Linked DNA regions of Homo sapiens: region 2 is linked to region 1. The links are chromatin loops, found by intact Hi-C in ENCODE. Cell type or tissue: endothelial cell of umbilical vein. All regions are shown on one strand.

Region 1 (4,000 bases):
TGTCCAACTGAAGGGAAAATGTGTAAATAAATCATATTCACTTTATAGATGATTGTACAGACTTAAAAATTTATGCTTATGAATAATTTGGTGATAACATGAGGTATGAGAGATATGTATAAAAAGAATACAAAATTATACATAAATGGCAAAGTTTTAAAACAAAATGTCATTAAAATAACAAAAAGATATGGATCTTTGAATGTTGAGGATTGGGCATATTTTTCTTTCTGCTCTTCCATATTTTTTAATTTTTCTTTAATGATTTTATGTCACTTTTTCTAACAAGAAGGATAAAGCACTGATTAAAAGTGCTAAGATGAGTTCTTAGCAAAGAATGATTATTCCTATCTAATTATGTATTAACATTTATATGAATCATACTAACATTATATGACTCATTTTAAGATAATATATTAAGAGGTTCATTAAAATGATACTTTTTGAGTATATAAGGAATCTTTTTCTTCACATTTCAAAACATTAACTCTTTCTAAAAGTCCATAGTGTGAGAGGTAAAACACTAATAATATGTAAACTATCAGCAATTGTACTTCTCGCCATAACAACTGTATGGATTGCAGACAAGAACAAGGAAATAAATAAGAAAGTCCCCTTGAGAAGGGAGAGAAGACAAAAGGAATCTACTTTGTGCCAGGCAATGTGCTACATGCTTTCATAAATGACCTTATTTAATCCTCACAACAACTCTATGAGGCATATATATGTGTGTGTGTGTGTGTGTGTATATATATATATGATAAAATAAGATATATACACATCTTATTTTACCCTAGCAGCAATTCTGTTAGATGAGGAAACTGAAAATTCTAATAGATGAAGAAACTGAGGTTCAAAGAAGTTGCATAATTGGACCAAAGGAAAACAACTAAGAAACAAGCCCACATTCTTTCCACTGTCATTGTGCTTTGTTGATAGACTACCCCTGGCCCATGCTCATAGCCTTAGATAGCCTCATTTTTAAACAGAATTTGGTCACACTTCTTAGTCTGGTTTCTTATCCTAAGGGATGTAGTATACACAAACATTAGAACATGACAGAAAGAAGAGAAGGAATGCTAGAGCAATAGCAATGGGGAATGAAAGCTGACAAAAGAGTAAACCACCAAAACAAAAAAACAAAAACAAAACTCAACCCTATTAAAAAGCAGCCCAGGAACTCAAAAAGCATAGCTATATAGCAGTATGGAACTATTTTATGACAGAATATACAACTCTATGTCATGCTGAGGTAATCATCATATTCAGTACTTTATTTTCCATATACTCTGTATGTACACACTCTGTATACAGTATGTATATGTATTAGGGGGAATGTAATATATAAAAATTTTTTGAACAATGGGTATTGCCACTCTTTCCTTTAAGGGTTCTGGCTTGATGAAGTTTTGTTCATTGGTTTGTCTTGCTTTGCTATTGTAATACATAGAATTCCAGTAGAAGATCTACAAACACAAGCTGATTCTTAAACTGAGAAAGCAATATCCAGAGTCAGAACTTGCTTTTTGCTTATCTACCTAACTAAAAGCTGAAGAATAAATGAAGCAGTGACTGGTTATTGATACACTTTGCAACATTTCACTAGAACAACTTAAAACTGGAATTGAAGCATCAACTGAAGATTTCTGTGCAACTGTGGTTTAAATTGAATGCTGCGCTTTGTATAAACATAATTTTTTGTGGTTTAACTTTAGGCTGTTCTCTGCGGTCTTCCCATATAATGGGAATGCGTCAGAAGCACAGCTTCGTTTCCTGTGTAGGCTGGAAACTGTTAACTGCAAAGTTTGGAGACAGTCTCAGAGAGCTCACTGCCATATGTTAAACTAAACTTGATATGAAAAATCATATCAGTTTCCAGTTTCCCAGAACATTAAAAAGAAAAATAAAAAAGGAGCTCAAGCTTTATAAATATAAAAAGCATCTGTCTGCACAGGAAATTCTACTCTGTTATTTTGCAAATGATCCCTACTTATATTTACAAGAGAAATCAGATCTGATGAACTATATGGAAGTAACACATTATTTTGTTCAAAATTTTGAAATATATATTTATAATTCTGTACAGCTGGCTGGACTGTGAACTAACTATCATTGTACAGAGATCTCAACAGTGCTGCCCAGCATGATCTTAAAGCATGTATGTTTCCAAGTGAAAGGTGATGGAATATTTTGACAGCATGCTGCTAACTTAAACATTTTTGTTTAATGTAATTTTTGTGTCTAAGTGCTCCCAACCACCATTTCCAAGACAAGAAGACTCATGAGCATTCAGAAAACATTTGGCACTGTTTCATTTTAATTTTTTACTTCTCCTTGACTCTTTGAGCCTAGAAAGAATTTTCTCTGTAGTTGCTCACCCAGGTACAAGTGTCCTTGAGTTAATCTTCGGTAGCTCATTTTAGAATCCGACTGTGACTAAAGTTGGATTCTGTGACTGCCTTCTTGCCTGCCTCTCCACTGTCACCTATAATTTTGTCATTTCTTTTGCTCTGAACCAGCTTGCTATGCTAAAAGCCATCCCTTCCTTTCACATTTTATAATCCTCATAAGATTAACAGCCAAAATCCATGACCAGAACTCTGACCACGTACAGTCTACAGAGGACTTCATGCTACCTTGATAATACCCCGTATTTTACCAGCAACCATCTCTCAGACTTGACTATAACCCTCTGGTGTACCTCATCAATTCAATGCTCCAGTGTTTATCCTTGATTTCATTGTTTTCTTGCCTCACAGAGGTACCTAGAGATTTTTTCCAACAGAATCTTTCTGCCTTTTTCACTTAATAGCCTATCTATGCCAGTATTCCCAAGTAAACTCCCTTTAACTGTAAAGCCATTAATTTTTTCTTCTGATTTCTTCTTTTCTCTTTCCCACCTTTGTCTTGCCCAGTTTTTACTTATTTTCATTCCTCTAGTAACTTAGGCCTCCTCTTACTCTCAGTTCCTTTTATTACCATTATTTTCTCTAAAATCAGATTAATATCATATATTAATAATAATTAGTCATCCATCACTAAGTAGTGCCCACATTTACTAACTTCTCTGACTTAAAAGTTGCTGTCTTATCTATGTTCTTTTCTTTCCTAGACAACACTTTGGAATAGTATCTTTTCTCCCCCTACCTTATCACAAGAAGATTAAAATGACTCTTCTAGTAACAATTACACCTACCCTCTCTTATCTCGCACACTGGGAGGCACACGCCATGGGCCCTCCTTGATAGAGGTGAAGCTAAACCATATCCTTGTGGCAACTTATAAAAACCTCAATTGTGTGGTTTGCCTCTGCCTGTTCCTGAGGGCATGCAGACATAACGAACTTCTCTCTCAGCCTGGACCTGTGCTGGAAAAGAGTTTGACGCCCACTAAAACAGGCATTTCACTGTGAATTAGAAAGCCTCTGGAGAAGAGACTTTATGTAAATGTGTGTTCTCAGTGTGGAATTGTTCTTCCATGTTTACAATTGTTTGTGTGTCTTTTTCTCTGTGCCAAATTTCAGGTGACTGGAGACTGATTAGCTGGTCTGTGCTATCCTTACTCCACTTTAGCCAACACATTGCACATTCTTACCTCCAAAGTGGCAAAAAATGCAAATGTGTATCATTATGCTTTATTAGCTTTAGTAAAAAGTTTGCCATATTAAAGGTTAAAATTTTTGGCAATTTTTTGTACTCCTCGAATATCTAATTATTTAGATTAAAATAATTATATAATTATTCTAGTTACCTTTCTTGAATTTAAGTCTTAAAAAAAACCCTGCAAGCAAACATTTACCTATGTAACAAACCTGCACATCTTGCACATGTACCCCAGAACTTAAAATTTAAAAAAAAACCTGCAAGCAAACCTATCCCCTACATATTTTCTCATACTTCATCCATACATTTAACATTATAAATTCTTTTAACTGTTTCTTCTTAAATTACTTTGCACTATGCCTTCATAACATTATATGCAGATAGAAAGTTGCATATTA
Region 2 (4,000 bases), 87 kb before region 1:
GGAGGCTGAGGCAGGGAATTGCTTGAACCCAGGAGGCAGAGGTTGCAGTGAGCTGAGATCACGCTATTGCACTCCAGCCTGGGCGACAGAGCGAGACTCCGTAAAAACAACAACAACAACAACAACTGGAATGAAAACCAATATAGGGAAATAATCTTAACATTAGAATCAAGTATGCGGAATTAAGTTTTGTATCTCCTAAAATCTTTATTGACAGTAGCAGACCATATCAAAAGTCTTCTGAAATGCTTCTAGCGCTCTCAAAAATGCTCCACATCAAGAAACTTTTAAAATAAAATAAAATAAATGCCTAGTGGAAGAGTTCAGACAACAGTCCCAAAACTGCCTGAAGACATTCAGAATTCCTCTATAATCTTTATACAGATATTAAGAGAAAAAAAGTACTAATAGAAATTGTTCTGGTTTGTAATTGCAAGTATAATCACACAGTTCCTGAAAATAATAGATTGATGTTATAATATTGGGCAAGCCAATCAATGAACACAATATGCAGAATGATAAGTGGTGAAAAAAATGCTGCAACCTTTTGTTGATAACACTGCTGAATCCAAACTCCAACCCTTGTTCAAGTTGAACACTCTCGTTTCATTGTTGGGTAACAACAATGAATATTGTTGGGTAACAATTTTATATATGCTTCTCTTTGGGTTAGGTAGTGGCTTGTTGTTGTTATTTGTTTTTTGCTTGCTTTGCCCTCTTTAAAATTTTTAGAGGAAAAAAACATAACAGATACATAACATGGTCTCATGAGAAAACCAGAACACAAAGCCATGAAATGAAGAATTTCATTCTGTCAACCTGTTTAGCTTTCCCTGGGAGTTCAATCATCGTATGGGCTTTTATGTGTTCCGCTGAGCATTTACTGAGAACATCAGCCATTATGGGCTGCTGCCTAGCTACATGGTCATGTCGTTACTTCGCATTTATCTGGAATCCTCTATTCTCTCAACAGACATTTTTATTCTGTTCCATATGACTACCATTGTGAGAAAGCTTTGTTATTTTACTTGAATGAGGCAGTGAGTAGGTCTTTATTTTTTCAGGAACATACTCCTCCCCTGTAGCTGTACCTGAAAATTAGGTGACTTTCTCATAGCTTTTTCAAACCCATAAATCTTCTGTCCCTTTCACGCAATGTACTTACTTATATTTCAATTTTAGCATCTTGCAATCAAGTCTGATTCCTAGACCTTGTTTAAACTTTGGGCTGTTTTTAATTTATGAATCGTTTTGGAAATTTTTCTTTGCATTGAGTTATAAAATGTAGACTAAAACTCTAGCAATGTAGTAAAATCTTTTCAAAGTTTGTCTTTCATTTATTGATCTGATCCAGATCCTCTTGTGTGCATCACCCTAGAAACCTTCAATTTAATCCATTTTTTTTCAGTACCCCTAACATCTTAAAACTTAGTCATTCAGACACCACCCACCCGCCCTCTGACACCTTCTTCCTGATTGAAAGAGGCATTTATGTATATGAGTCACCTCCTGCCAGCTTCACAGGAATTACATAAAAGCAATCTGCCAACCATCTTGGCCTAAGGACAAAAAATCACATTTAGTGTCAAAGTAAAAGTCATTCTTGCTTGTTGGAAAATCACAATAGAGCACTTTAGGACCTTAACTCGCAGGACATCAGGCCTTAATCTACAGTCTATACTACAAATGAGGGAACTCATAAATGCTATGCTTTCATCGGTTTGGGTAAGCTTCTTGGCCTAATAATCCTAAAACCATTTTAAATGCTTTTTGTAGTTGAAAATGAAAGGCTAATTCATATTCAGGAAAGATTATACATATATTAAGGGGAGAATGTGGACTAAGAAATAAACATAATATTAGCAAAACACATTATCTTTCCATGCTAATACAAAAATATTCATGCAGAAAGTTATTTAAAAAGCACCGCTTATGGCAGGAAAGGTGGTTTTATGGTCTAAGAAAAATGAATTGAAAGATTTGCCTAGATAAATTGTTATAACTAGAAATATTGGTCAGGATATTTTTAGTTTTTTTTTGTTTCTAGACAAGACAGCTTAGACCATATGGAAATATGGGTTTAAATCTTCCATTTAACCTCTTATTTACTGTGTGGGTTTAAGGAAATCTCTTAACATGTCTGAGCTTTGGTTTCCTTAAATGTAAAGTGGTGAAATCGTGCATGCCTTCTCTCTCTTGAGTTGTTTTAAAGATCACATAGATGATATGTAAAAGGACAATGTAACTTTTATGTTTGTGTAATTGCTTATAATTCTCAAAAAGCTTTTACATATCATCTCATTTGAGTTGGCTACTGTTTTTGCAAGATCACTACGAAGGCAGGGAAAGTCTTAACTCTTTCTAGCTGATAAAAAGAATCCTGGAAGATCCCCTGTATTCCATATCCTTTCCCTTCCCATCAGCACTTCCACCTATACATTCACAGATTCAGGGAACCTGAAAGGAAGTCCCATTGTGTTTCTCAGACACACATTTCTCTCAGCTGTGAATATCTCTAATCAGTTCCAGATTATCCTAGGAATTTGAGCCTGGCACAAATCATCACTGTCTACTAGAATTGAAATTTTGGCTGCCAACCTAGAGCTTCTCCCATGTCCATACTTGACATGTATGATTGGGCAGGGGGAGAGAGGATGAGAATGTGTGTCTCTAAAATGCATCATAAGTCAAACCTTGCATACAAGGTTTTCTCTCTCTGTTACAAAGGACAGCACACAGAAAATTAAAGTACACACTTAAGGCCAGTACAGACTTATGACACTTCTCCCAAGGAGAGACAGTTCCAAGCTCAGAAGTCTAGATTTTAGTGCATGGGAGGTTGACCTTACCAGTTCTTGAATGGGATAGGTTTCTCCATGTAGAAGCTGTGGAATGTAGTTAGATTCAATTGGAGACTATCTCTCATAACAAGGAAACTCACCATATGAGGGATGTTAGAGGAGAGTTATAACGTTGTATCATTTTTTTCTTTCTTTGGTTTCAATTTCCACCTTTATTCAGATGAAGCTGAAAATAAGTGGAACAGCTGGCAATAAAACCTTAGCCACTAACTTGAATTTTTTGTGAAATGCCAGTCAAGTAACAGGAATGACAGACATGTAAGTAAGCCCCAGTAGTATCCATTTTTAAAAATATGTACTGTGAATAAAAATAATAGCAATTAGAGAACTTTAAATCATATTTTAAAGGATACCGTCTTAAAATAATCACTATTCAGAATTTGATGAAAGTAAAATTTTAGGGTTATCTTCAGTTACTCATGTTCAAATAATTTTCTGTGACTAAAACTTTGGTCAAAATAGAAAATGTGTTTTTTCCTAGGATGATCTAAAGGTATTTATTGTGGATGGAAAGAATTACAGAATACAAATAATATGAAACTCAAAATTACATCAACCAAATGCACTTTGTTTTCTCAGCTGACTCAAAATAATGAGTAGCCAAGGTAATATCGGCTGCACATTATACCTTCTCACAGTACCAGGATACCTGAAGAAACAACACTTCACTCCTAGTCTAGTCAGCACCTTTGCAATTTTTCTTGGAATGACGTTAGCTTTTACATAACCCATAGTAGCAAGCTTGTGAAACAAAGAAACCGCAATTTAGTTCGGGGTAACTCTAAAATGTTTGTGTTCAAATTACCAATAAGACTCGTTTTCATGAAGGGTCTTTCTAAAATACACTTTCTAAGCCAGTGTGCGTATTTTCATCCATATTTTCAAACAGAAAAATTAAGAACAAGACGGATAGTAACTTTCTTGACAGTTATGCCTTGGTTGAGAAGTTTAGGTATTAACTCACAGCTTCCATGTCTAGACCGTTGCTGGCTCTCTGATAGTTAATTGCCTCTATTATGATATTATCATTAGAGTCCCCTTAAGATAGACAAAAGAAAATTGTAGGTTTCTAGGTCTACTCAATTAAAGCAATTGAGTTTCATAGTTTCAGGAAATGACCAATTTAACTCCTATCTGGA

What was found. Peaks named below come from ENCODE experiments on the same cell type or tissue, not always from the same donor. Only the 100,000 strongest peaks of a DNase experiment are listed, where the experiment ranks them.
Region 2: it touches region 1 in a loop (2.2-fold over the local background); 1 of 110 quality-filtered maps calls a loop at or near these places.

Annotation. Positions count from the first base shown.
Region 1 is chr4:118,172,409-118,176,408 of GRCh38, forward strand. All of the region lies in intron 6 of NDST3 (N-deacetylase and N-sulfotransferase 3), which reads left to right. It also overlaps a transcript of LOC107986307 not described here. Among named protein-coding and RNA genes, the nearest start is that of SNHG8, 100 kb to the right of the region's middle. In endothelial cell of umbilical vein, no CTCF peak of the experiment used is centred here; a DNase peak (open chromatin) is centred at 1,763.
Region 2 is chr4:118,085,018-118,089,017 of GRCh38, forward strand. All of the region lies in intron 2 of NDST3 (N-deacetylase and N-sulfotransferase 3), which reads left to right. All of the region lies in intron 2 of LOC107986307 (a long non-coding RNA gene), which reads right to left. Among named protein-coding and RNA genes, the nearest start is that of NDST3, 53 kb to the left of the region's middle. In endothelial cell of umbilical vein, no CTCF peak of the experiment used is centred here; a DNase peak (open chromatin) is centred at 1,534.